4 separate regions of the Mus musculus genome follow, and regions 1, 2 and 3 are each linked to region 4. A link is a loop called in an ENCODE intact Hi-C map of the cell type or tissue named here. Cell type or tissue: heart. All regions are shown on one strand. Links, peaks and the distances in the headings refer to the core of each region. The heading gives the core; the rest is flanking DNA. Region 1 has its middle 67 kb from the start of Gm39037. Region 2 overlaps Slco3a1 (solute carrier organic anion transporter family, member 3a1). Region 3 has its middle 16 kb from the start of 0610006L08Rik. Region 4 holds the start of Slco3a1 (solute carrier organic anion transporter family, member 3a1).

Region 1 (7,392 bases), core at 1,100-6,099, 140 kb after region 4:
GGGTATCTGGGAGGGGCTGAAGGAAGGAAAGGGAGGGAGAAAAGTGGTGTAAGTCTGTTCTGATTAAAACATGTTGAAAACAGAAACCTAAAACCATTGAATTTGCAGGAGAAGAGAGGGAATAAGAAAATATAACACTGAGTGTGGCAACCCAGACCAACACAGCAAATGCAGCATACTGTCTCTCATCGGCAGTCACTCGCTCAACTATTCAGAATTGAATATATAACACAAACCAGGAAAGTATAAAGGAACCCTGGCTAGGGGAGCTCTGGATAGAAGGATAGCAGGCTAGAACATATTTACAATGGTATGAAGAGGAATATGAGAAAACAGGGTGCTGCTCTAGTTGAGATGGGGCATGAAGGACAATACAGAAGAGGGAGGAAAGAGATGATTTAACACAAAGGATATCTGAAATAGCCACAGGGAATCATATCACTTTATATTTACCTAAAACTACAAATAGTACATGTAACTGTTTATGTATACATACATATTATGCATAGTTTCAAATATTTTTAAAAGATTCTTTGTTACAGTTTTGGGTTTCTAGAAAACTCAGTTAAGAGGCTCTGACGTCACACTGGGTGGCTTCAGAGCCTGTCTTAGCCATTGGTGTGTCTCCTTAAGCACTTCATAGGCATCTGTATTGATTTGTGAAATGAGTATTTATCACTTAAACCAGCCTCTTGTCTGTGTCATCTAAAAGTGCTAGTCATTAGTAAATCTCAACTGATTTGCTAAGTCAGCAATGAATTTGTTTCTGAAATTAATTCTGGCTTAAAACCCAATATCATATTCAAGTGTTAGATCTGGTTAAAAAGAAAAACCTCCCACTTTGTGGTTTTGGGTGAAACACTAGAGATTCTCAAGTTAGTGCCTAGTCAATATAAAAATTGGGGGGAAGACATTTAATGCAGTTGGGAGTCCAGTGTCTGAGCCTTCATTATTTTTGGCTGTTGTGTAGTTAATATTTCTCATCTCAGCCATTCATGGATGCCAGTATACAAGTAATACCTTCATTTGTTTGTCTAAAATTTTCTCTTGCTTTACAGCAGCTAAGTCTTCACTGTTCTTAAACTCAGAGAAGGCAGGCAGAAAAACAACTGAAAAGGTCCCCCCCCCCCTTGCCCACCACACACACATCCTGAGCTTTGAGGTCAGCTCAGTAGGTGGTTCTGAGCCACTGAAAAGTGGGTTGAGGGTGTGTGCAATGCATTGGGGCTTGAGATGTGCTTTCTGGTTTGGAGTTTTTGGAAGGGTCAACACATGGAGGATTTTTGCAAGAGTAGGTTTTACTTAAAGATTAGCTGACCCCCATGAGACTTGGGGAGAACTTACAGCTTTCAGATGAGAAAACTGCTAAGTAGTCAAGCATAACTCGTGCCTAGAACAGTGACCAGCACAGAAACCTCTACTACTTCAAATAGTGCCTAGCCTCTGCCTTTCTCTAATTTGCCCTCTGTTTTAAAGTCAGGTTCATAAAGGCTTCATAAGGGATCCCCCCAGCCCTTATGTACCAAAGCAGGAAGGAATGGGCTTGGCCTCCTTTTGATAGTAGAAAGCTGGTTTCTGTGTAGTTCAGGGATGGCTGCACTTTGTATTTTGAACTATTCCTGGGTATCACTCTCCTTCTGTAATGTGAGGCTAGGGTCTTGGATGAGACCAACAACTCCAGTTACACTTGACTTCAGGGAAATGTCTTCTATGTTGTGCTTATTCTGCATAGACTCGGGGTCTTGTGGTGTACAGCAGAGTAGAGTCACTCTGTGGCTATGTCTCAGGCCAGATTCCACAGGGCAAACAGTTAGTGAATAGTGAGAGCTAACTCTGTCATCAGGATGTTTTCGACAAAGCCATTATAAATGGAAGTAAACACATTATTTGAAAATGCCCCCAATTCATCAGTTTTGAGTACCGTATTGCACTTTTACTCTATCTCTTGATATTACTCATGTCTATTTTAACTATAGGATGAAACTAATGTGGCGTGGCACTCTGCATTCTGCATGGCTCCTTAGAGATTCACAGTTGAACTATTGGAACACAGTAGAAATAGGCACAGGTTACAGAACAGGACCAGGTGCCCCTGCCCCTGAGAGCCAGAGGATCCAGCATAGGTTGGGAAGTCTGGAAGATCTGAAGTGAGTCTAGAGCAGAAGGCTGGCCTGAGAACTACTGCTCACACGTGGCTGGCTGTTGGGCTTCGGAGCACGGGATTCTCCTGATCACCGTATGAAGGGCTAGAGTGTGACTCGGGCTATGGATTGAACTGTGTCCCCTTTTCATGCTTATATATTGAAGCTCCTGATGGAATGATATTTGGAAATGAGGCCTTTGGGAATAGGATGAGACCACCTTTTATTGCTAACAAGAGACCAAGAAAGGTTAGCTTTGTGAAGCAAAGAAGTTCATTATGTTCAGTGCTTTTGGTCCCAGAAAACCAATGTCATGGCTTAAACTCTTTGGCTGCCTCAGCTGATGGTAGTATGCAGGCAAGGGTAGGTGTGAACAATTGTATTCTAAACAGGAAACAAAGACTTGGGTGGGGTCCAGGTTGGGCCCTCTTAACAATGCTCTCATGAGAATTAACCACTCTCCACTGAGCAGTACCAGAGTTTTCTCTAAGGCAATCCTAAGAGTGTCCTTTAAAGATCCACCACCTTCCAATGCTATCATGCTGAGCATCAGGCTTTCAGCATATCAAAATATTTAGAAAGACATTGAAAGCCATATCATGGCAAAATACAGGAATGAATGACCTTGTGAAAGTGGAGGTGAGTATCTTATAAGAATGTCCTTATAGGAAGTGACAACATAGAGATGACTCTGTCTGTGCTGTCATGATCTAGGAAGAAGGAACCTATTAATGTAGGGAGCAGGATAACATTTACAGACATGAAACCCCAAAGGATCTTAATCATGGACTTTCCAGCTTCTAGAAGAGTAAAATTCTTTGAGGAGAGAAAGATACCACGGGAAGGGTAGACAGAAGCAACAGGACAGTCTAGGGATCAGATCAGCATGGAGCCTAACAACCAAATATCTGAACAAACACCACCGCCATAGGAAGCTCTAGGAGGGACTAGATAGCTGGAATGTCTTCAAATGTGGCCAGGATCAGCCAGGCTACAGTTGAGAAAATCAAACCAGCTATTTAATAACAAGGATTGTTATCTAAATATAAAATTCCTATACAGATAAATAAGGAAATTAGACAGTCATAAGGCTTTGTAGGACCACAACTCTAAAAGAAGCAACCCCTTCTAAAACTGAAGCACAAAAGGGACAGAGTTGAAAGGTTCTAAACTTAGAGACTCAGAGAGGGAATCCTATGGAATTGAAACTCAAAAGACTTGGAGTGCAGCTCTCTGCAGTGTTGAAAAGCTGGACTCAAGTGTTGCCACAGGAAGGTGCTACTGTCATTGTCTGGGTGAGAAAACAAAAGCCATGGAGGCTGCCAAGAGCCAGAAGGAAATGGGACACAAAGAGGAAGTGCCTCTCCCATCTATAACCTCCTTTCTGTCTCCCTCGTCTTTTTAGGCAGTGCCTATCAGGACACCAAGTCAGGAACGATTTGCAGGGAATCTACCTAGTCAGCATTTCAGAAGTGGTGTGAGGCCACCCTTAGACACCAGTGACAATGCGGCCCAGAAGTGGAGCTTAGAGACAGAGAGTGCCCCCACCTCTGCCTAATCTGAAATGGACCCTTCTACCAGCTTAGGAAACAAACGAACCAAACAACAGCAGTAATAAAATGTGCTTCATCTTCTCAAGGGGTGTCATGCTTAAGGGGTGATGTTTGAGAAGTGAGGCACAATTCTGAGAAGAAAAACAAAGCATTGCCCGTGTCTGAAGGAGATGAACCCGTGAAGGCCTGACACAGTCCAGGAGGAATTGGCTCTGTGTAAGTGGTCTGCTTAAAGCACGAATCTGTTAAGGTGTTGTGTGTTTGGTGGGAATTGAGTCATCTTACTTATTTGGGATTTTAAAGCCTATTTTTTTTTAATCTCAGGATCTTCTGTAATATCCAACTGACCTCCTTTCTGAAAAGCATTTGAAATATCCAAGTCTCTGCCTTTGCATCCAGTAGTTATCAACAAAACCTTAGGAGGGCATCTTTCCTCATGACAATACCTCCTTCAGTGAAGAAAAAACAAAGCAAAACTGTATCCTCTTGGAAGGTATCCTAGCAACTGAATCTCAATAGCTACATCTACTAGACACCTCCTGAGGAGGGGGCCAGGCTCCTGCATCAAATGCTAAAGGGTGTGGCAGTTTGGGAAACATAAAACCTACTTGGGAGAGTTCATAATTTAACAGGAAAGGAAGCAGTGTAAGCGGTACTCGCAGGAGCATTACCTCTGTAGAGGTGTGTGAGAGGAAAGAAGTAGCTAAAGAATGGAAAATATGCAGAAAATAAGTGGCACATGTATGGTGGCCTCTGAAAAGTAAGTAGGGTCTTGCCAAGTGACAAGGAGAACATTCTAGGCAAGGACAGCCCTCAGTTGCTGAAAGTAGTGGTAGGACCATCTCTGAAGCTGGAGGTGGGCAGGCAGGCAGCTTTCGGATCCACTGGAAGCATTTGATACTCACTCTGAAGGTGACAAGAAACCACTAGAGACACTGTTGAACACAGCAGCTGTGTGACTGCTAGGGCTGCAACTGTCCATCGACCAAGTCACACCTGGACACAAAATCTCCTAGAGAAATTCCAAGTCCTGGTGATGCTGAAACAACCTGTACCTAGCTTCAAGTTCTGCTAGTTTCCGTCAGCTTCTTATTAGCATAGATGAATCATGCAAAATAAGAGGCTGTTTTTCGTCACTTGCAAGCATACTTATAAAGTAATTGGATCATATTCACTCTCTCTATGACCCCTCGTTGCCTCTCCCCCCTTTACCTCCCATGTCTTGTTACCCCTCTTCTGCTTTCCTGTCCTTTCTTCCCTTGATTCCACAGACAAACAGTTGAACATAATGATCTCTGGCTCCATCCATATTCTTTCAAGTGACAAATGGTATTATTCTTCTGAATAAACAAAACTATATATATATATATATATATATATATATATATCATATCATATCATATCATATCATATATTCATTCATTAGTTAGTGGGCTCCTAAGCTGATTCCATAAGTTGGCTATAGTTAAATGCATCATAACAAGCATGAGTTTGAGGATGACTGCTGACTTTGATTCTTGGGCTATATGTATCTGAATAGTTTTGCCTATTTTTCAAGTCTGGATAGTGATCGCTGTGTCTGCCTCTCATAACAAGGCTAACGTGCTACACACCATCTTTCCCCCATAGGCTGTACTTACTGCTCTATGTGGTCCATTGAGGTAAAACAGTTGAGACACGGTTACTTCTGAAAAGTAGGGAACTGTAGGGCAGTCATTGAGACTGTTATGAATGCTAAACTTCAGCTGCTCATAACAGGATCTCCAAGAAGCCTTCTTTGTCTGCTTTGGATTATGTTAACTGATTATTCTTGTGGAGCTAACAGCTTGAAAGCAAAAAGAGCTAACACAACTATGAACTGTGACTGCATATGCATCCGCAGCAAGGCGGGGCAGGGCAGGGCAGGGCAGGGCAGCTTTTCTCCTTCTAATTAGAAAACTACTTCTAGGATCATTGGGCTAGCCTGGGTCTGCTCTTCTTACAGAGATAGCATGAGAGTGAGAGGGTGACTAAACCATGCAAGGCCCCTTAAGGTCTGGGTTTAGAGCCATTTCTTGTTGCTTTCATTTTCATTTTTTGTGAAATCCAAAATGAAACTGTAATGAAAAACAACAGTTATAGAGCATTTTAAAATATAAGAGTCCTGGAGGGAATCAGGACATAAGGAATTATCACATTGCTACCTGAAGAAATAAACCTTTGACCTGTACCCAGGGATGGAGTGTTTGGATTGGACTAAGTATGGGAAGGCCACCAATATTTTTAATGACAGCTGTAACTGTCACAAATACATTCTTTACCTACAGCTCTCCCTGTCAATCAGTCATGTATAACCCAGGATCGATAATGATATATGGCCTAGCATGAGAATAGCTTTTCTGCACTAGCCACCTCTTCTATGTAACTTGTGGGACTTCTTTTATCTTTGTCCCTTCAATGGCCCTGCAGCCTTTAAACATTGTTGGACCACTCATCCAGCCATACCCGAGCCCATGTTTCCCAACTGCAATTCCCATGACTTTAAATAAAGTTTGTTAATGATATTTTAGCTTAATGAATTGGCCAAAGTAAGTTTCATGTGTGGCCAGGCTCAGAGTCAAGGTTCAGCATGCAAAGCTGTCAATACCAAATGAAGTGAGGAGCCAGGGCAAGTGGCAAAATCTAGTGTCTGGCTATTGCTATTTGCTTCTGATTCTCCAATCAGGATAAACAGGCACCCTTATCATAGGGAAGCACAGAGTGCCACAGAGGTCAGGGAAAGGTGTGCCCTACTCAGCATGGGCACAGCAGACTTTCCTAAGAGGAATTAGATGAACTGGTGTTTGGAGATGAGTAGGACTCACCATCTGGACCTTTGTTGGGTCTTAATTAGGATTTTATTGCTGGGAGGAGACACCATGGCCATGGGCATTCTTATAGAAGACAGTTAACTAATGCTGACTTAGGCAGTTCAGAGGTTTAGTCCATAGTCACCATGGCGGAAAACATAACAGCATGCAGGCAGATGTGATGCTAGAGAAGGAGCCTCGAGCTCTGCATATGAATCATCAGGCAGCAGAAAGAGAAACCCTGGGTTTGGATTCAAAGGCAACCTCTAGTAACAGACTTGCTCTAACAAGGCCACACCTTCTAATACAGCTACTCCCTATAAGCCTATGGTGCTCCTTTTTATTGGAACAACCACATTGGGGGACAATTTAAGAATGGCCACTATTTATACGCACTTTTCGAAACCTATTACTGACAGGCTTTTAAGTATTTGAAATGGCAGAAAAGTAACAACAAGCCCTCTTGCCGAAGCCCTCATTCACTCTGTGACTCTCAAGGCTGTGAACAATGTTTAGGATGATTTAGCACCAACATGCACTTCCATAGTTCACTGTGAGCGTCTGTTCCTTTGCCTTGCAGTCGCCACTTGCCAGTCTGAGAGCTCTGTGAAAACAGGAAGAAATAACAGGTCATAAAACCACAATTGGAAATTATGACAATTATGACAATCCTGACCAGTCTTTTACCTCTTGGGACAAGGTATAGAACAGTTGTTCCCACCTGGCTGACCGTCAGTTATATTTTCTCTCCTCTACAAAGTTGGTTCCTTTTGACTTTTATACTTTCTCCCATCTCTTCAGCTGCTCTCCAGACTCGACACAGTCACTCTTGCTAGGATCTGCTCTCACCGATACAGGCTGCAGTATGAG
Region 2 (7,392 bases), core at 1,502-6,501, 96 kb before region 4:
CTGGCTTTTATTCCAAAAGGCCCCACACACATCCACAGGAAAATTTTCTTTTCTGTCTGTGCCTGACATCAACATTCAGCCCATATGCACTAAAGAATAAAAGACTTTTTAGTTCATGGAAGAAAGAACTAAATTACCGGAACTGTGAATATGAAAAATCCACCTTTATCAGCAGCAACCGAAGGCAGAGTTGGCAGAACTGTCTGCATATGCAGGTAAGGAAATCTCCCTAGAAACTGATGTATAGGTTAAGTTTTGACTGATGTTTGGTTCACCAATGTCTGAATCAATATGGAGGGCTTGCTGAATGCTACTCTGTGCCTTGCCTCTCAGGTTTAGGGACGCAATAGTGACCAAGATAAAGGCTACATTCTGTGTCTCTTAAGAGTCCACTGAGATCAGCATTGACCTATGTCATTATAACAATAAATAATACTTAATTGCAGTTGACCTATACACTCTCTCTGTTGTTTATTGCAGTGCCAGAATTCCATGTTATTTACTAAAGTACAGCCTTGACATTTATTTCCTTTCCTAATAACTCCAAATTTACTGAGCAAACTAGCATTTTCTTGAGCTAGCAGGAGATACCACTTGTAAGTTACTACACCAAAGATAAACTGTGATCTATTTAAATAACTTCTTTGCTCCTCTCAATGGACTACTGGACATGGCCCGAGGTCATCAATTTGAGTTAAAACCATGCAGGTGGACCTTGTTGCTTGTCTACTGCAAGGTGACAACAAGGAATTGTTTAATTGACCGTACACTACAGACGGTATCATAAAATCCATCCATTCTTCTATCATCAATCCTCCCCCATCTTTCTGTCCATCCATCCATCCACCCATCCACCCACCCATCCATCTACCCATCCATTTTTCATGAGGCCCTTTACCCATTTTTCTTTCTTTACATGTGCTTGTGGTGTGGTATGCATACATGTATGGATTATGTTCACATGTGCATGACTACATGTGCTTAAGTGCATGTGCACACTCATATGTGTGCATGCAAGTGGAAGCCCATGACTGACACTGGGGCCCTTCCTTGATTGCCCTTCCAACTTACGAACAAGATAGATAGGGTCTCTTAATCCAGCCTAGCCAATCAATCTATTGATCGATCTTAATCAATTCTACACTTAGGGCCAATCTCACTTGCTCTGGGGATCTGTGTCTCTGCCTTTTGAGGCTGGAATTACATAGCAGGATCTTACACTCACACAGCAAGCACTGATGAGAGTTCTGGGGATAAAACTCTATCCTCTTTCTTGCACAACACATGGTGGTTTAACCACTGAGCCATAATTCTTTTTTTAAACTATTATAAAATGTGCATAAAATTTGTCTCATGACTTTTTTATTCCTATGATGAGCAAGTATTATGATTAAGAACGCCATGATAAGAATGTCCTGAATCTATTAAACAGTCACTCCCATACCCCCTCTTCCTAGGTCCTAGCAACCTTAGTATTCAGCATTCTGTGAATATGAAGTTTCTTATGCTGGCCATTTCCTATGACTAGCATCGTGCGGCATGTGGCCTCTTCAGGTTTCAGTCTCTTGGTTATAATGTCTTTAAGGTTTATCCATGTTGTAGCAAGTATCAGAATTGTTGCCTTTTGTATGGCTTATACCATGCCATTGTGTGGTTATAACATCTTGTGTTTATCCTCTCATCCAGTGATGGGCCTTTGGGTTCTTTCTACCCTTTGACTGATATGAAAGAGGGCTTCTATGCACGCTCATGTTAAGGCTTGGCTTAAACACCTATTTTCAGTCCTCTGAAGTAAATATCAGTTCATCGATCCTGGCTTGGGTGAATCTAAACTCAGGCTTTTAAAGATCTACTGTTGAAATCCACTTTTAACCCCATTATTTCCTTACAGTCAGTTTAAAATTTCTATGGTATGTCAGACATACTGCTTTGATGGGTAGAGGGAGAAAAGCCATCAAACATGGCATCTGTCCCCAAGTCTTGAAGTTGTGTACATTAGAAACACTAGTAAAACACTAGTCAGGGTACCACTCCACTGATGGCTAGGTTGCAATGGGACACTTACTGGATGACAGGAGCTTCATATTTTTCTCCATTTAATCCTTATGACAAACCTTCAGGAAGGCATATCCAACATCAGTTTCAGCACCAGATTGTTAAGGACATGTATGGAAGAGGAAAATTTGATCTATGTTTGCAAGTGGGACCAGGGAAGAGTTTTCAGCAAAGGCTGGTCAAAGGCAGCAAATGACAGAGATGCCTAGAGCCGAGGCATAGTAGAAGCATTCCAAAGGAGAGGGGAGAGATGGGAGTGGAAAGGCAAGCCCTTGAGATGTGTCCAAGAAAGGAGGGCCCAGAGAATGTCTCAGAAGAAATGCTTAAACAATGACATAGAGAAGAGACAGGCCAGCAATGCCAAAGGCAGGGATGTCTAGGTACGTACTGACAAGCTGCTCTGCTATGGCTGAGGAGAGCAGCTACAGAAAACAGCAGCTGCCTACTGGGATGCTACACCAGTACACACATACTGAGGCAGGTTGTCAGGAGGACATTGCAAGTCACAGGAGCATAGAAACAGAGGGCCTTTCAATTAATCAAACTGCAAAAGTGAAGGGAGAGAGGGGGCAGAGGTAAGAGAGTTTCTGATTGGCCCATTCTACCGTGGCAGAGCAGGAGAAGAGCGTAGGATACTGGCAAATAGGAAGGAGCCTCTGCAAAGCCAGGTCTGAAGCAGGCAGAGCAGCAACTTCCTTCAAAGATGGACAAACAACAAATGGTGGGCACACACACCTGGATATGCTTGGGGTCAGAGCAGTGGGCCAAGGGACAAGTCAACTCCCCTCAGGGAAGCCTAGGCTAGGCTGGCCTGAGGCCACTGCTTCGTCTAAGCCAAGAGACAACAGTTGCATAATTAAAGGAAGGAATGAGCCAGGGCAAACATGTTTTCTCCAGGGGAAACTGATTACTGAGATATGAAGAAACATCAAAACCTCAGACTCTAAACCCAGAAAATGTACCCGTCAAATGTGTTAACTGGGACACTATTCAAAGCCATATGCCCACTCTCTAAATCAAGAAGCCTACCATGGGCAAATCCCAGTATGCTAGAAGATGCAGAAGGAGATGCCATTATTGGAGTTAAGAATTGAACAAAGGGCTGGTGAGATGACTCAGTGAGTGCAGGGACTCGCTGCCAAGTTTGACAGCTTGAGTTCAATTCTGAGACCTACAGCGTAGAAGGATAGGACTGACTCATGAGGGTTGTCCTCTAACTTCCACACTTACATCGTGGTACACATATATGTAAATATGCTTGTGCGTGCACATACGCAAGCACTTACACACTCATACACACGCACACTAAATAAATGTAATAAAGAATCTAAACACAAATGGCCGTGTTGATTGCAGTTTAAAAATCAATAGAGAAATGAAAAAGCTAGGAAGAAATACTCATGGAAAAATGATTATGTAATAAATTACTCAGCCTGTGCAGAAGCACAGACTCTACACCTTCAGAACATAATAACCGGAAATTGGTAGGAATGAAAGGGTGAGTGTAATGCATTGATTTTACACTCCTGTCTTTTCGGGAATGCCCAGGCTTAGAGGTATGGGGTGCAAGCTGATGTTGAGGGAGAAAAAGCAAGCAATGGGTGAAGGAATGGGAAGCCATGTGGCTCCTTTGAGATGCAGCCACAGATGCTGAGAAGAGTGCTGGATCTCAGAAGCCTACAAACACATCCTCAAGGTTCCCAGAAAGGGTCCTTGTTGCTACTAAGACTTATGAAATGGAAGCTGATGGCCACCGAACTCCTAGGCTGGGTCCAGCCCTTGAGAAGTCCCAAGCGCTTTAATGAACAGCAGGCACACCCAAGTTTGTGTGGCGACAGCTGGCTCACTGTGAGGCTAATCCTGAAATAGCATCCCTTTCTCCTCTCTCTGTTTACCACAACTTCCTGTGTCCTCTGCCCTTCTGTTCAGGGAGCCAAGAGCAGAGGATACTGCATGTGTAAGGCAGAACTGGCTTTTGATAGAGTGGTGGTGTAGAAAATGGGCTATGGACCATGCTTGCAAAGGCATTGGAGCACAAATTTAAAAGCATGCACACCTGCCAGTCAACTGCAGCCTAGCTGGCTGCCAGTTCATAATCTCGACTCCAGACCAGGGCCCTCTCTCCTACGTTCTTTTCCACTGACTTCCTTAAATGGGAACGGAAGCCAGCCCCAGCTAAGACTGTATCTACTGCGGTCCAGGTTCCTTTCCAGGCACTGTTTGCATGAGATCATTTAATCTGATAAATCATCTAGGATGCAGAAAGACTTACTCCCTTCTCAAATGTAACAGCGCAAAACAGAAACGAAGGGAATTGTCTGAGATTGCACAACAAGGAGAGAGAGAAGCAAGGGCAGAAATTCAGGCTCCAAGCTGAGAGCCAGAACCAGGGCCAGGATCAGGGAAGCCTGCAGAAGCCCCACACTCACACTGAACCATGAGAGCTATCTCTTGACTTGAGTCTTCAAAAGCTCTGGGCTCCCAGCCTGACCTCTCAGGCTCAGGGATGCTGACACTCGTTGCTACCTATCTATGCCTGCTATCCTGTGAGGACTTAACTCCTAGACAGAACGCATCTGGTTTCATAGAGAAAGTTTACAATAAAAAGTCAGCCTGGAGCTCGGAGTGATGACAGGCCAGAGGAAACACCTTTGCTGATGTTTCTAGACATACTGTGGAATTTTCCAGCACAGGAAATGTACCCGGAACCCACAGTAAAAACAGTTATTCATGGCTGTCATAACATTCCCTTGTCCGTTGGCTTGTCTACAGGCACCCTGGGCTGTGACCCCAGATGGCTAGCAGACAGACCTTTCTAGAAGCTGCTTCCATCTTAACCAGGGAGTCTCAATTCTAGCGTTACCTAGGTCATGGGTCCTGTACACTGTAGGATGCTAAGTCACACTCCCCACCTTTAACCACCAGGTTCTGGTAGGAATGTTCCTACCTTCCAACCACACTGTAACAAGCAGCCCAATGGAAACTGGACGTCCCCACGTGCCCTCTGAGGTACTAAGTTTCTCCATTAGAAACACTGTCTCCAGCTCTGTGGCCAGCTCACAGCTTCCTCCTTCTCCTGGACAGCACCATTACTTTAGACCAACTCTCACATTTACCTGCCAATGTGGCACAGCAGCCTGTGTGAGAACACACTAAACATTGATGACCATGCTACATGGTTTCAACCAAGTGCTCTCAGATATGGAAAACTTGCTCCTTCGTTGGTTTGTGTAGTCAGCACTCATCCTGTGAGGAAGTTAAGGTAAATATGGCTCTGTAAAGTCATCACAGAAACTGGCTTGGCAAATCCTGGATCACTGTTCCTTGGGGAATTGCCAGCCACATTCCTGTAAGCTTTGGTCATGAGTGTCTTATGACATCAATCCTTAAAATATAAATAAATATAAAAAGTTGGCCTCTTGACTGACAATGCTAGTCATTAGCATTGAGATGCAGGCCAACAGAGCTATCCCGCACGTCTGGCATGTATACTTTTCCCATACATCGCATATTACTTTGTACCTGGAAATGACACATGGGCATTTTAGCACAATGCTTGAGGGCCATGTTAAATAGCAAAAATCACTCACAAATGTGGGGCAAATGAGACATTAGATAGACCACAGAAACGACATGTGTTTATAACATGCTGCAGCGAGAAGGCAGAATGTTGCCTTATTTGACCTCAGCTGACAACATGAGCAAGAGGAAAGTAGAAAAAAATTCCACCATTCCATCCATCTGTATTATAGCTGTTGGACAAATTTGTAGGTATGGACTCTATGGATAATAGGATAGACTATATGTGCCTATGCGTATACCTATGTAAGGATTCTGTCTGCTCCTCTTCCTTCCTCCACCCTCTTCCTTCTCTCTCTCCTATCTCCTTTCTCTCTCTCTCTCTCTCTCTCTCTCTCTCTCTCTCTCTCTCTCTCTCTCACACACACACACACACACACACACACACACACACACACACCCTGAGGGTTAGGTATAAACTTCTGGGGAGGTGACATCCCTTCTCGGAGGTGGGGTGACAGGTGCATGTGGCACTGATGCAGAGCCCTAAGCAGCAATGAAGGATGAGGATGCTACTAGCCTAATTGGCACTTGACATGAGCTTTGCATATACATGGAGTAGAGCAGAGAAGGCCTAGAAGTTGGGAATCTGGGGCTGACTCTACATGGAGCACCAGGGATTTGCCAGATCCTCTGGGAGGAAGAAGGAGAAAGATGATTCTATGTGCAAGACATACTATGTATCAAGCACACAGGCCCGGGTAATCAAGGTTGCCCTATGGGTGCCCACAATTAATTTGGTGCCTCTGGACAGGACACAGAAAAAAAATTAAAACTTAATGGTTTTGGTAGTGTGTGCACATGTATGAGCTTATGCTGAGCTTACTTGTCTGCTCTGTACTGTGTGCCCTTGTGGAGAATTGACTGGCACCACTGGGACAGAAAGCTGAGGGCTCCTCATCTCCACTCATCTTCACCTCCAGCTTCTCCACACTTCCTGTCAGCAGTCAAAATTTCCTCTGCAGTATCCAGATTTGGTGTGATTATTCATTATGGTGGTTTGCAGAGCCCTTTTACTCTTACCTAGAGAGCAAGCATGATCAGACAGAGTGTTCTGGTCACAACCTCTCTGGACCAAGTAGAAAACAGGGGGCGGGGGAATCCTAATAGACTACACTAAGACTCCCAGTCTCTGTAACCATCCAAGCACAGCATAACAGAGCCTACCCAAGACAAAGTTTGCAGAAATAGAAAGTACCAAGCTAAGAGGCCAGACAAACTCCACCCTGCCTTGCTGCTTTCTCCATGCAGAACAGGTTTCCTAGGCTCTGATGCTGTGCTCAAAGCCAGGCACACTGTCTCCTCTGTTGGACCCCTGGGGTTACTTCCTCTAAGAAATGAGTCCTGCATTGCACTTTATGGGCTGGCAGTGAGTGCTGGCCTGGATACTTCATACAGTGATTAAACAGGACTGACTGGAGAAAATGCTTAAAGCATCTGTCCAGGTAAGCCAATGGGGAGGGAAAGAAGATGCAGGTATTCCAAACCACTTTGCAACTGTGAGAGAAGAGTGGGGGAGCTCCCCTTCCCATAACCCTGCCTGTGACTGTGCTCATGAGAACTGGCCTTGATCCTTATAAGCAAAGAAGCAGGGAGAATATAGATCTGAGATCTGAGAGAGTGCTAGAGAAAGGGACCAAAGTCTTCATCCCTACCACCATGCCCTAGTCTCCCCGCCCGCCACTGTAGTCAGCAGCACAGCCCTAAACTTGCTTTTGAATATCTGATAAGTAAAAGAATGTCTGACGACGTGATACA
Region 3 (7,392 bases), core at 1,510-6,509, 320 kb after region 4:
TAATAATTACATTGGGTTAATAAAGTGGGCATTGTAGGTTTCCCTCAAAGATCCATGACTTCACCAGCCCCACATAGTTGGCTAAGTCTCCAGTACCAGACATGATGTTGCTCTTGTTGAATAAGCCTTAAATTCACTTAGAAATGCCTTTTCACAACAGATGACGAATACTACAGAAAGCCATAAGTGATCAAAATGCAGATAAAATGATTCTGTGTGGCCCAGCCCTAACTAAGAATGAATGATTGTGCTTTGTGGGCCCTAACTGAGGCATCTACAACACAACTTCAGCTCCTCAGGCTCAGGAACCCCTGTGAGGGGGCAGCAGGATTGTAAGAGACAGGAATAGGAGAGTTCAACTCCAAGAAATGCCAGAGAAGCTACAGCCATGACGTTACCTCTTCATACTGCCTGACTGAATATGAACACACACAGCCCCACCAAAGAGGGGAAACGTCATAGGGCCTCAGCTCTAGACAAAGAACTATGGGCTACTAAGGAATGCTGAGAGCATGAGAAATAATCTTCCAGAGAAGGGTCCCTCTAATTGGTTATCCAGTCTCTCTCTCTCACACACACACACACACACACACACACACACACACACACCAGTTAAAGGAAAAGATGCTATGAATTTGAGAAAGAAAGTGGGGTATATGGGAGGTTTAGATAAAGGAAACAGAAAGGGAAATAATATATTTTAATTATAAAATAATTATTTAAAATAATAATAAAATAAGGGTGTTTACACGTATCTGTGGATGAATATGGGAACAATACTCTGCATATTGAACCTCATTATTGACTATTTAACTTAGAGCTCCACGGTGTAGCCTAGTCCTGTAACACTTGCCTGGCAGGCAAAAGGGTTTACATTCTATCCCAAGCTGTGAAAAAAATTGAAATTTATTTATAATCATAAAACTTCAGTACTTTTCTTATTATTTCCAAGTCTTAGTTAGTGGTTTGTCTGTTCCTACTGAACATACCTTAGAATTATCATTTCTTATTCCTTCCTCATGAGAAAAACAAAGACTAGAAGTGTATTATTATATAAAGTAGCCTATCATCAGATGACAGTTATAAAGAGACTAGAAAGTCATTCTGATGAACTTGAAATTTCAAATGAATTGCTAAGGCCAGTGTTGAAATTCACAAACTGACCATCATGAAGAGCCACATGCTACTACTACATTTTTGAGTGAGTTAACTTCCGCTCGATGGCCCAGTACCTGACAGAAACAAGGGAGGAAAGATTGACTTCAGCTCACAGTTTCAGACGGATTGCTCCAAGGAGAAAAAAAGTGGAGAAAAAAAGCCTATCAGGACAGCCTACTTTCATCAGAGTGAGTGTGTGCTGCTGAGGTTCGTCATATCATGGTGGACCCATCAGCAGAATGCAACCTGGAGACCCATGAGCACAGTGGAACCTAGGTCAGACATTGCCTTCAAAATCCCACCCCAAGTAACTACTTCCTGTAGTTAGATCCCAACTACTGAATGTTCCATGGAATCACAACTCATGCTACCAGATAGGGAACACGCTTTCAAAACATGTTGTGAGGGACATTTCAGATCTAGATTATAACGCACAGTAACACACAGCTTAGTTACCTAATGGGACTCGGAGAGCGGCATCAGTGCAGCTCCAATCCTTATTTATTCTGATGAAAAAACCAAAGCTTCAAATAGGAATGGGAAATACTGGTTAGGCGGCTCCATAAGCACCTGTAACATTAATAAGCAGAACAAGTAAAGGTTCTGGTGCCTTGTTGATAAATTATTTTCGGTTGAAATATGTACTTATTTGCTTCAGTTAAATAGAAAATAGGGAAATAAAAGTGTCCCACTAGGCAAGAAGTAAGAGTGGCCCCACCAGTGGTTCAGGTTCCAGCTGCCTACTCACAGCTGCTCTGTATTCATTGCATGCAAGCCTGGTCACCTGATGCCATCACTAGTCTTGTGCTCCACATACTGGGACCTTTTGTTAAAGAAAGCATAAACTTTCATCTTAAATTTTGGGTGTGTGTGCATGTTAACATTATTGTAATTTGATATCTAATGGTGTGTGTAATTCAAATTCAGGAGATTTAATCTCTGAATATGCAATGCTAATCAAATTGAGAAGATAAGAAGCCTAGCATCCAGACCAAATGTGACAGCTACAAAAAACGCTTGCCCTGCTATGGATCAGGATCTACAAGCTTTTAAACACAGAATACTATTTAACCCTAGGGAATCTGTATTGCTTTAGCTTTATCTCAGAAACCTGAATGACTAGTTACTTTCAGACAATCCAGTAGTAGAGTAGATCCAACTGTTTTCTTGTCTAATTCTAAATCTTAACGTCTTGCCATCAGGTATTTCAAAGAAACATAATCAGAAGGTTTTCATGCATGGCTTCAAAAACCACAGTTCCCCAGTCGTTTCTGAAGCATGAGTGAAAGGATGGAAATTAACTTTAAATTAGTGTAGAAGGTGAGTTTTGAATAGATTAGCTCAATATCTCTAGTGGCTATCTAACAAGCACATGAAAAGGATGGTGAAATTCATCATTCTCAAATGCATATGTATCACTGAGCATTTCGTTCTTTCAAGTTGAGTAGCAGATTTTTGAAGGACAGTAGATTGTTCACTTGGAAGAATTCACCTTCTCTTCATCCCAAGTTTTCACTTGAATTCACAATGCTCTGATTGGAAGAACATATTTCATTCCTATGGTAACCAGCATTTCCCCTATCCCCTCCCCTTTGAAAATCCAAAGGGACACCTTTTACTTCAGAATTAGAATATGCAGTAGAAACAGGTGACTCTATTTTTAAAGCATGTTTCTCTCCACAAATAGCCTCTTACCATTAGGTTAGAAGAAATATTATCCTCTCTCTCTTCTTCCCTTACTTTAAATTCTGTTCCAAATTATTGTTAACCCTCCACAACTACAAGTTCTTCCTCTCTAGATTCAACCAACCATAGATTAAAAAGTATTTGGGAAAAAATGTACCTATACTGAATATGAGTGGACATTTTAATTGTCATCTTCTCCTAGCCATATAATTTATAATGTATAAACCTAACCTATGCTATACAACAGCCATTTTCATCATGTTTGTATTATGTTCATATTGTAAATAAGCTGCAGATAATTTAAGTTGTCCAGGAGGAAGAGCATGGTTATGTGCAAATACCATGTTTTTTCATGCAGGGCAATTGAGCATCTATGGATTCTGGTTTCAGTACTCATCCCTGGAGACAATCTTCTGTAGAAAACAAGGGACAGCTGTATTTTCCATTGAGACAATCGCCAACTGAACTGAAAGCTTGTCAGTGGAGCCTAGGCTTAAGGCTGCCCAGTCTCTGAACTGTATTTTCCTCTGGAATGAAATGGAAAAAGTCCCTTAACATTTTGGTTGGCTTTTATATATCTTGTGTAACAATCCATAGATGTCTATGGCTGATAGAGATGTCACATGCATTTTAAAAATAGCCAGGAGAAGAAAAATTCTACTTTATAAATAGAACTAAATGTAGTTCTTCGCTGTCTCCAACTCTCAGCGAGTGTGGCAGCTATAAGAACCGGCTTATCTAAGCATCAGAAGACTACAAAATGCTCTCTGGAATTGTAATGCCAAGAAATGTTAGGCAGAATGGGGTCATAGATGTGACTTTACATCATAGCTATGAATATTAGTTCAGGAAGGTATCTCTCAGGCTTCTGGGACACCCTAGTGGCCAATCACCCACCATTCTTGATAGTGACCCCCAGCTAGCTAGTGATGGATGCTTGACGTTTCACCCATCCTCCCACCCGCATCCTTGACAACTGTTGAGGAGAAGGCAATTCAGTGAGAAGGCACGTTCATCCCCCTCAGCTCCCTCCCCTAGCTGATACAATGGATGATCACCAGCCTCACTAGTAGACAAAGTTACTTGATGTTGACCTTCTGAAACGTGTTTCTCTTGTATGAATTTCAGAGTCTTCTTCTGGAATTATAATTAAAAATGCCTTTAAGACACCATGGTCCTGTTTGTAAAGCACCTGATGTAAACCTAGCTCACCTTTTAATTGTTTAATTGTCTCTGTTTTCAACCTTCATCTGATAGGCCCGCCTCAGTTTCCTGTTATCATTCTTTCCCTAAGCTTCCATATGATGTGACTGTCACAGAAAGGTCCTCTCTCTACTGTCCCTCCTGGAGGAAACCCTGAGCTTTTCATTATGCTCTTCAGTCCTGATATGCTCTGGTTTACTGGTCTTAGTCTCTATCTTGTGGTGTGACAGCAGTCAAGGCAGAAACGGGGTCAGTTACAGACTCATGCTTGGACTAAGAAAAGATATGAGGTAAATCTCAGTTTCTGTGACTGTCCTGTGGATAAGCCAGAGACCTCTCAGATCTTCACCTCCTCCTGCAAATTTGAAATGAATAGGATTTTGTAAAAACAGTTAATACAGAAACCTGATGAGATGAGGTAATAATTAACTTGCTTACTATATAGGAAGCATACCTATAAAGCTTTCAAGATAGCCTTAGGAAGGAGATACTATTATTGAGTTTATTTTGCAGATAAGGACTCCAGTGACTTCTTGTAACTTGGAAGAGGTGAGTCAGTGAGTGGTAAAGGTGGATTGACATGGATCTTTGCAACTTCTTTCAGGAATAGAGTCCAGAATGAGGGATACAGCATAACTTATAAGACCGAGTTGTAAAAAGTCCTTGCTACTTGCTGGCTTACTTCTGCTTTGAAGTTCCCACTCGGCTTTCAGGGAGTCTGGGCAAAACAAACACACATACACACACACACACACACACACACAAACACACACACACACACAGAGGGAGAGAGAGAGAGAGAGAGAGAGAGAGAGAGAGAGAGAGAGAGAGAGAGAGAGCTATGTAGAAAGAAAACACCAATCTCCTAGTGCCCAGATTTGATTGAATGCCCAAATCAAAACCAGCATCAACTTTTAATTTGGTCCAACATCTTGGAAGTGGCTCTTCTGATCTCTGATTAGGCCACCATGTCCAGCTGAAAGTCACACAGGAAGTCACAGGAAGTTCATGCTGAGCTCCATTGACAGTGCTGATTATTTGTGAGAGAAGTTTGAAGTTTCAGGTTATTGCCTTAAATGTTTATGTTTTGAGGTTGTTTGTTTTGTTTCAATTACATGTTTACCTTTATAAGAGTTGTCTTGGTCATGGTGTCTTTTCACAGCAATAAAATGCAAACTAAGACAGTATATAATAACCCCACTTCCATGTCCTGTTATATGAACTAACCTCCTTCTCTGTTCAACTCTATACAATAAATATGCTGAACTCCCAGGATGTTGAGGTTTCTCCAGCAGGAAGCCCAGAGGACCTGATCCCAGCTCTCTTTGTTTCTGAATATGCCAGTCCTGTGTTTATTCTTTTGGTACTCTAGTACCAAAGACTATTCCTGAAGCTATGTATGAATGTAGTATAAAACCTTGTCTTAAAAACAAAACAAACAAACAAACAAAATACCTCATAGAATTTCAGAAACTTGTAGGATCATATCTCACATCTCAACATGAGCAAACAAAAGACTGCCTTGGGCTTTTCTGGCAAATCGTCTCACAAAGTCAAACCAGAACTCTTTTCTAAAATAATACCCCCTGCCCTAAAAACTCCCATTAAGCCCAACTTCTTAGAGGCTCTACATAATCTCCAAGCATCACCATTGTAGGTCCCAAGCCCCATGGGAGGCACAGCACAGCACTGACTTTGGGGCTGTCACACTGTCTTCCTGAATATCAACTACATAGAAGGCCAAGTGTCATTATGAGCACAGAATCAGATAATAGCACGACTGAAAATGCCATGCTGCTCAGATGAAAGAATAGATTTAATTAGAGAAAGCCATCCACATTTGCTAATAGGGCTGATGTGAGTCATGAGCCCACTCGGGGAAGGGCATCCAGCTCAGTGGAAATCTTCAGAGAGAAGCTTACCAAATGACTTGAGATCTTGAAGCTAATTGCATAGAGTACGTATGGGGTTGCTTGAGACGGACAGGTTTTCAGTGAGTGACCAACTAGGTGTGCTACCTCGGTGGTAGAATCTTAAGCTGATGAGATAATGAAAAACCTACACATGAGAAAGAAGTCCTTACAAGTGGGTTCAGAGAGACTCGTGGGGCAGCCATGTGAAAGGTCTTGGAAGGAGTTTTCATAGTAAACCAAAGACGAACACAGAAAAGCAAAGAGACCGTTGTGCTAGGAATAAGATCACTAAACTTTCATTTTCTGGTGCCCTACTATATTTTAAAAAAACAAAACAACACAAAAATCTTAAAAAGACTCAGGTTCACTCTGAATATTTCATAAGCTAGATGGAACTCTTACTGGGAGGAATAAAGGGTTAAGATGAGGCTACAGATCTGCCAGGAAACCTGTGCTTTAAAAGCCCTGACAAGTGAATGTCATTTCAGAGCAAAAGCGGCCACAGCAAACCCTTGATCATTAAAAGACAAATGCCTTCCACCTGTGCATATGCTCCAGCAGTCAGCCACCCATGTAAAGTTGCAAAGTGACCATGGCTTTGACAGAGAATCACTGAACCCAAATCTTCTCTGAAAACAGCTGCTTTCCCTAGAGCAGTGAATCCTCAACCTTCCAACTGCTGAGGCCCTCTAAGACAGTTTGGTGACCCCAAAACATAAGATTACTTCAGTGCTATTTCATAACTGTAGTTTCGCTACTGTTATGAATCATAATGTAAATGTCTGCGTTATCCAATGGTCTTAGATAATCCCTAGGAAAGGGTTGTTTGAACCCAAGGATCATGACCCACAGGCTGGGAACCACTTCCCTAAAACATCAAAGGCAAACTCAGAAGCTAGTGGTATAGATACATGTTCCGCCTCCCTGATGCTCTCCTGTGCATTTCATTAGGAGCACATGGTACTGAGCATCACCGTAAGTATCTTCAGCGGGGACCTGAGGTTCTACCATCACATGACATAAGTTCCATATCAAGTCAACAGCTGAATTAGAAACAAGTTTTCAGAACAGAATAGCTTATACCCCATGGAATATCGATAATAACTTTTTCAGGTTCTTATGGAAATCTGTAACATGCACAAAAGTAGAAGTTTTCAATGAGCTGGCTGTGCTCATTTTCTTGCAATGAGCCTCTCTTCTGGATTCACAAGTTCCTCTGAGTATTTCTGTTCAGCCCTCTCCAGGCTTGGATGTGTTTTTATCTCCAAAACTCTGCACCTTCCAACTACTCTTTTGAGACCTGTAGTGAGAGTTTGGATCTTCAGGCATAACCCTTATAGTCAGTAATAACATGCTCCCATGAATATCCGGGAGCATGGCTCTCTTGTTTCAGGCAAAGCAGTGGCCATGGATATAGTTTGGCTGATAGACT
Region 4 (7,392 bases), core at 837-5,836:
GACCTTGGGACCCAAGTAAAAAGTGGCAGATTCTCAGACTAGTGTGCCTTGTTATATACAGCTCTTTTGAGTTTCCTCCCCAGGCAGGTTAAGAAAAACCAACCTCTCTCTCTCTCTCTGTCTCTCTCTCTCTCTCTGTCTGTCTCTCTCTTTCTCCCTACCTCCCTTCCTCCCTCCCTCTTCCCCTCTCCCCTCCAACCCTCCCTCTCTCTTACTCTTCTTTAACTGCCATCCCCACTCAGGGTGCTCAAGCACAAACACACACACACACACACACACACACACACACACACACACGTATGTACGTGCACACACACAGAAGTCCTACTTTTCAGAGCAGCTTCTCAAGTCACCAGCCACTTCCTGCCTCACTTCTGCAGTTGGGAAACATAGACCAATGTCGCTGAGGACACATTAAGGACAATGAGAAACCTGTCTTTGCAGGACGGACGACAAAGATGGAATGACACCAATACTTAAAAATGAAAAGGCACACAAGGAGATCACACACACACACACACACACACACACACACACACGGTAGCTGCATAGACTTGTGAAACCAAATAGGAAATAATGGTCCTGGCGTCATATGTGCAGTCATCCTCTTGGCTGAGAAAGGGAGCCCTGTTGGCAATGAGCCATAGCCAGCCCTTCATCAGATACCTGAAAATACATTCCCAGCAGCGCATGCTGATTCCCACTGAAAAGACGGGTATCTACCCATGGACCACCTGTGTTCATCTGCAGACACAGGGTCTCAGGTGTCCTGCAACAGACCCAGTGGAATTTTAAAAGGAAGGAATCTGCCTCTCCCTCAATAATAACTTAATTCCCCAAATATCCACAGAATAGGCTCCTGTGGCTTTAAGAACAGTAAAACTTTTTCCTACCTGCCAAAGGACAGAGGATGGGAAGCCTCTAAACAGACCCAGAAGATCAAAACCTGTGGCAAGCTGATTGGGCCAATCCACCTCAGCCACCATTCTTCCTGTGTGGTTCTTAGAGTAAAGGGACCTCCCCTCCGTGGCACAGGGCAGAGCAGGGTCCCTGAGAACCTTCTCTTTGCACTGCTAGTCATCAAAATTAATTCGATGTCCTAAGCCTGTCCTCTCTCTCTGGGCCCCCATCAGCTTTCTGCAGGGCACCTGTTGGCTCCCGTTACCCAGTACCCACCCCCAACGCATCAGACTTTCCATCACGGACAGACAGAAGTGACCAGATACCACCAGCTGGTGGATAGAATGCCTCCTGTCCTATCCTTGTCCTGCGATGCACGGTGACCCCTCACCTCCCAAGGCCAGACACAATGGAAGCCTTTTAACTTTCTAAAAGAACAAAGGCTACTCCTCTGCTTAAGGCTCTTCTTCACTTCCTTCTAAAACCCTAAGCCACTAGAAGTGCAAACTCCTAATCTCAGATGTTCATCATTCCTGGGATGATGAAGTCCAGCCTTGCTGTTTTTGCCACATGTGAATACCACACCCTTAATGGAGCCTGGTGTAAGGCAAAGAAGCTGTTAAACAGGAGCCAGCTGTTGATCGAATAAACTGCCTCTTTTTACACGAAGACCTGCTTAGATATAATTTAGTTTGCATATGCTTCGGTACGGAGTCACACTTATCAGTAGGAATGTGCATTTGCCTCTAGAGACACATGTAACTTCTAAGTGTTTTAACAGTCAAATCTCTTCTTTAAAAAAGCTGCTTCTCCAAACATCATCATCCTCACCAAGCAAAGGCCACAGTCTACAGCTTAGTATGACAACCACAGAGAAAAGGAATACGTTTGGGAAAACAGAATACTCAAATGTTCTTTTGGCCCCAGGGTTCAGGGACAATATTATACACAAGACAGAAATGGGGAGTTAAAAACTGTTTATCTGGGAAAGGGTGACAAAAATGCATACGATTTCTCAAATGCTCTACAGTTCAGTCACCCCAGGAACAGAATTGACTCTGTAGAGCCCCACCCCCACTTCCAAGTCACCACATAACTATCTTTAACCAAGCGCTATGTCCCTTCATCTTATTAGCCTGTAGGAGCCTTGGGAAACTGTTGAGAGTTCTGGCTACTCAGCGTCTGGCCCTCATTAACTTTAACCCTGGGCCAGGAATGAGGGATTCATGATAGCATCAGGATACACATAGCTCTATCTCTGGATGTGGTTATCCAACCGCTTTTGAAATCTTGTCCAATTCGATCTCCATCAAATGTGCTCACTAACACTTAAAATCTATGACATTTGATTCCAGTTTCAGGTCAATAGCCAAGTAATGATTTAACACTATCCACTCGAAGACATCTTTTCCTGGGTAGACAGAATAGGTCTGGAAGTGCACTGTCTGAAACTCAAGTGCGGACCACCTGAGCAAGACAGAAGAAAGCGACAAAGTAGGTACTTGGTAATCCTTACAAGTGGATTCCCTGGGCATAGTAGGTGTCCATGGGCCTTTGGGCATCAATAATCCCTTTCTGGAGACAAATAAAGCAAATACATATTGTACAGATGATCCACTCCCCGTGTGGGCGAGCGACCATGATGGGGAATTAAGGTAGAACTACAGAAACTCGCAGCTGCTCTCCAGGTACTATAACTTTATCCCTCCACAGAAAGATGGCTATTGGGATCTGGGTGGGACTAGTCCCCCTGCAGTTACCGCTGAGCTCAGGGCCACACTCGGGCGCCTTTTAAATTCCCCCAGCAATTGGTGGATGGAGAAAGAGCCAGGGGGAAAAAAGATGCATAATGATTCGTTCACCGGGCGGATGAAACGGAGAGTAGAGGACGCAGGATGCTAACTGGCTTTTCCTCCCATGTGCAGGTCACCTGAACCGCGATGCCTTCCAGTCTCTGAGGAGGCTCCCTGAACTCGCCATATGGCTCCGTTTTCAAGAGGGGAGAAGAAACAGTTTCATGCCCACCTGCCTGCGGCATCTCCTTTCAGGCACCCCTTCCCTAGCCCCTGCCCGGCGCGCGAGCTGCCGGCATCCACGGTCCCGCCCGCTCCGAGCTCCGGCCGGCAGCTCCCCCGGCGGCCGCCTCTGCACCAGTCGCCAACCTCCGTGCCGGGCCGAGGTCATGCCCGCCTGCCCCCGGAGCCGGCGAGGCCCCTTCCCGGTGCCAGGCGGCAAGCCCGAGAAGCGCCGGCAGGGAAGGGGGTCCGCCGCAGAGTTGGCACCCGGACTCACCAGGTAGGCGCCCACCGTACCCTGCGCCAGCATCAAGGCGCACTCAGACACCAGGAAGATCTTGATGTTGGAGAAGCAGGACACCTTCTTTTTCTTCTTCTTGTTCCTCTGCGCCTCGTCCCCCTGCAGCTCGCCGCTCCGGCCGCCGCCCGACGAGCCGCCCGGCTTCTTTCCCTGCATCCTTCCCCCGCCGCCGCCGCCGCCGCCGCTTTCCCGCTCGCCCCGGGTGTCGTGGCCGTTGCCGGGCGGGGGTGCGTGCCGCGAGGCTGCGTACTGTCCCCGCCCCGGGCCCGCGGCGGCCGCCCCCGTCCTGCCGCGGCTAGAGAGGTTGAAGGCTCCGCTCCTCGCTGCCGCCGCGCTAGCTCCCTTCCTCCTCCTCCTCCTTCTCCTCCTCCTCCTCCTCCGCCCTCCCTTCGCCGCCTCCTCCGGCTCGGGCTGTGCCAATCACAGGGACTCCTCGCGTCGCCCGCTGCTGCCGCCGCCTAGCCTCTCTCGGACTCTCGCCGTTGCCTTCACCGGCTTCCCCTGGCCCGCCGGCTTCGCTTGCCTTCACCCCTAGCGCCCCAAGCCCGGGCCGGGGCCTGATCGCCGCCTTGAGCCCCGGGCTGCGCCGCTACTGGCTGCGGGTGCGTCCCTGGGAGGCACGAGGGGACCTGCTTGGGGCACTAAGGGCTTGCTGATGGTCAAGGCCGGCGGGGTCTAACTACCCAGCGAAACTGCAAAATCCAGGAGTCCTGGTGGGGTAGGAGGCTGAGCGAGGAAGGTGCTACCCGGCCACTAGGAGGCATTGTGGGGCCCAGGGCACCAAGGCGGAAACTGGGTGGTACTAGGACTAGCAATGAGGTGCAGAGATGGGAGTATCCAGGCACCCTACTTCTAGTGCGGGTACCGGACTGCTAAGGCCGGAGAGAAGAAGCAATTTTCATAAAGAGAGTATCGCAGGAGCTGTATTCGGCTTGGTTTAGGGATTTCTAAGGACAGACGTTGTGCTCTGGGGCTCTGGAAGATGCCGAGATAGGAGCTGCCATTGGCTCCTTTGGTTTGCCAGCCTCTGCTCCTGCATTCAGTGGCTACTGGACATATCTAAACCGCCCATTCCCCGAAAATGGGAGAAAGAAACAGAACCTCTGAGAAGGGAAGTTAGAGCTTCAGGGAGTCTCACATCTTCCCCCAGCCTCCAAGTACAGGCAACTGCAGATCACAAGGACCCCAGCAGAGGGCCTTGTTTAGTTCTCCAGCGGCCTGCGGTTGGAGTTCAGGAAGGGATGAGCCACAAGCCTGCTGTGTCCCCACCCCTCTCCTGACTATTGTGGCCCTCCCTGGCTTGGCCTGAAGGTCAGCATGCAGCAGAGCCAATTGTCATCAGTCCTCCGCCCCTTGCTCCCCAGCATTCCCTAGGATTTTGGTCCACAAGGCGCCTCTGATAGGATGTACTGATTCAGGCAGCAGCGTTTGGAAGCTAAGAGAAAAGTGGATACGAACAGAAAATACCTAGCATTGTTGTCCACGTTAGTGATGGAGAAGCCAAAGCCTATTTGGAGAACTTTTCCTTGCTTTCCCAAGGGCCTATATCCCAATGCCAAGGCTTACATTCAATAGTGCATAGCAATTAGCACCGGCCATAATTTCTACTTTCTTCCAGAGAAATTGAGTAAGAATAGACGGTGGCACAGTGGGGGTGTGTTGTTTGCCTTACCATTTAAATATAAATTGCTTCATCCATCTGTCTTCCAGACATGACCTCACCTAGTCTTGGTGTGGTTTTCAATGTGCCTCCCCTTGTCTGGGGTACCTTCGGCCTAAATTACTCTCTGGCATCACTCTCTACAGTGTTCTTCTCTACCAGTGGTATTGTATCCTGGAGTTGTTAGGGTCAAAGCCTGTGTCCTGGCAGCCCTAAGAAGCTAGGCTCAGCCCCCTGTCTTCGGAATGCCAACTGAAGGAGCAAGTAACAAAAGAAGAGAAGAAAGATTATTCATTGTGGCTCCATTGGGAAGAAGAACAAATAGACAGGTCTAGTGATCTCCCCACTCTCTAACTGATTCTTCCATGTTCTGCATGAGCTTTAGGTACAAAAGGATATGAATCACTAAGTAGTCCAGGTCAAGGTACAGTCTTGCCCATCATTAACCCATCAACATCTGGGCTCCAGTCTGCTATGGGTGGTCTGACAAATTGTCAACTAGCTCTGCCAACTACCTTCCTGGAAGACAAGCTCCTCCTGTGGCTGGCACCTTGATCTTCTGGCAGCTTGAGATTGGTAGAGGAATTCCAATTCCTTCAGGACTGTTAATTCAATAGTCTGGTAGCCAAAAAGGGGGGGGGGGGCACACTTGTCTCTGGGCTCGTGTGTGGCTCTATTACACCATGGCTGAAATCCTTACTGTTTGGCTGTACCTTTCCCATCTCTGCCACCTCTGGGTATGCATTGCCAACCTTCTTTGGATCTTTTGCTTCTTGTTCTTGATCTTTCTCATGACTCTGCCCTTACATAGTCCCTCCTCACTAACCCTGATTCCTTTGGTGAGCTGGAAGACAGGGGGAATCTCCCTCTGAATGAGTCACAAGGCTGAAGGTTGAAATATCGGGGTGTGTTAGTCTTTGAGACTCATTTACATACCCTGCAATCACACAAATACCGATGTTCATTTTGTGCTTGCCTTGACCAAGCCCTCAGTATAGAGCAGCACCTTACCATAACCCCACAGCAACCTTCTAAACTAGATGGTGCACTTAGCCTTGTTCAGGGAGAAAACTGAGATCTAGGAAGGGGAACTAACTTGACCCATGCCACCCACTCACTCAGTCAAGGTTGGCAGAGCCAACAAAATGTCTACTGTTTCATCCTGCAGTCCTACCAGGAAGGTGAGAGTCACACCGTTCTCCTTAAAGGCAGAAATTCAGAGAGATGTAGTAGCTAGCCCAAAGTCACACACCAAATTGGAACAGGACTTCTGTCTCAGCCCGGGCTCTCTGCTTCAAATCACTTTGCCTCATGTAGACTCAGGGGAAGGCAACTTGACTTTATTTTAGATTTATAACATGAACTATCTTTAAATAAATTAGGCATAAATGCTGTCAGAGGTAGGGTTCTAGATTATGCATGTCTGTTCTTCCTGTCATTAATAGTAGCTGAGTATGAGTGCCATAATGCATCAGAAGATTTAGGAATCCACCAGGCTAGCTGCAGGCTTACAGTGTGGAAGAAGGAATTTTGAGCACTTAGTTCAATGCCCTTCCTCCTTTACTTGTCTTAGTCAAAACTGTGGCTCTAGGGTGATGGGATAGGTTTGTGGGCAAGAAGTACTTCCATTTTGCCATCCCCGACACACAAAGGAAGCAGGAGAAAACTAGCCACTATTGGGTCTGTTTGCACAACTCACCAAAGAAGCTTATCAAGTGGTTCTTTGACAGCTAATACCTTGAGAAAAAGTGACAAGTGGCTTTGTGGCCAAGGATGGAACCTGCACGGTCTAGCAGGAATTGATAGGGGACTGAATGAGAAGAGAAAGGAGAAAGGAAGATCCAGACCAGGGGCTTAGCTCTCCCGATGCCAGGGTCACCCCCCCCCCCCACACACACACCACTGTTAGAAATAGACAGTCCACAGTGACTTGGAGAGTAAGAAAATCAGAGCCTACAGTCCCAGGGCATTTCCTCAACAAGATGGCCTTTATATTGCCATAGAGAAACTGGAAACATTCCAGGGGCCACCTGAGGTTGTTTTTGGTCTACCTATCCCCTAGTGGTTAGTAGTAAATTTAGGAATGGGTCAGTGGTCAGTGTCCACAGAGACCTTGCACTTCTTTTGGATTTTCAACTACTTCTCTGGACCAGGTAACTCTTTAGAGTTACAAAGAGAATATTGCTAGTACGACCTTGGCTCTCAAATTCTTGTTAAGTTGGCTAATGACAGTATTCTGGGTATTGGAAAGCCACACAATCTTGAAATGTGACCCAGGAAAGCCAGAAGATTTGCTGACATGGAAAAACAAATTGACCTTGGAGTCCTAAAATATTAACATGAATAGGTAAATATGAGTGGTTAGTATTTGGAGAACTTGCCTCTTCCACTGAAGAAGAGAAGTGGGTTAAATTTTTTTGTGAATACACACACACACACACACACACACACACACACATTTTCACACCACATACACACATGCAATCACACATGCACACACAGAGACACAAACACAC

What was found. A loop is a pair of places that touch in the nucleus more often than their neighbours do. Peaks named below come from ENCODE experiments on the same cell type or tissue, not always from the same donor. Only the 100,000 strongest peaks of a DNase experiment are listed, where the experiment ranks them.
Region 1: a loop joins it to region 4, with 2.5 times the contacts of the local background. A loop is called at or near these places in 15 of 42 quality-filtered maps.
Region 2: it touches region 4 in a loop (3-fold over the local background); 3 of 42 quality-filtered maps call a loop at or near these places.
Region 3: it touches region 4 in a loop (2.4-fold over the local background); 5 of 42 quality-filtered maps call a loop at or near these places.

Annotation. Positions count from the first base shown.
Region 1 is chr7:74,689,752-74,697,143 of GRCm38, forward strand. No RefSeq gene overlaps it. Among named protein-coding and RNA genes, the nearest start is that of Gm39037, 67 kb to the left of the region's middle. In heart, for the core only: a CTCF peak has its summit at 3,396; a DNase peak (open chromatin) is centred at 3,480; H3K27me3 peaks cover 240 bases.
Region 2 is chr7:74,454,658-74,462,049 of GRCm38, forward strand. The region is part of intron 2 of Slco3a1 (solute carrier organic anion transporter family, member 3a1); the gene reads right to left. Among named protein-coding and RNA genes, the nearest start is that of Slco3a1, 96 kb to the right of the region's middle. In heart, for the core only: no CTCF peak of the experiment used is centred there; DNase peaks (open chromatin) are centred at 2,884, 3,164, 3,914 and 5,314; H3K27ac peaks cover 1,668 bases.
Region 3 is chr7:74,865,901-74,873,292 of GRCm38, forward strand. No RefSeq gene overlaps it. Among named protein-coding and RNA genes, the nearest start is that of 0610006L08Rik, 16 kb to the left of the region's middle. In heart, for the core only: a CTCF peak has its summit at 3,732; no DNase peak of the experiment used is centred there.
Region 4 is chr7:74,551,219-74,558,610 of GRCm38, forward strand. It overlaps Slco3a1 (solute carrier organic anion transporter family, member 3a1), which reads right to left and starts at 3,562. Exons shown (of 10, transcript NM_023908.2): 1 at 3,193-3,562. The coding sequence starts at 3,372. In heart, for the core only: CTCF peaks have their summits at 3,033, 3,239, 3,942 (motif pointing right) and 4,397 (motif pointing right); DNase peaks (open chromatin) are centred at 3,063, 3,633 and 4,423; H3K4me3 peaks cover 3,807 bases; H3K27ac peaks cover 2,788 bases.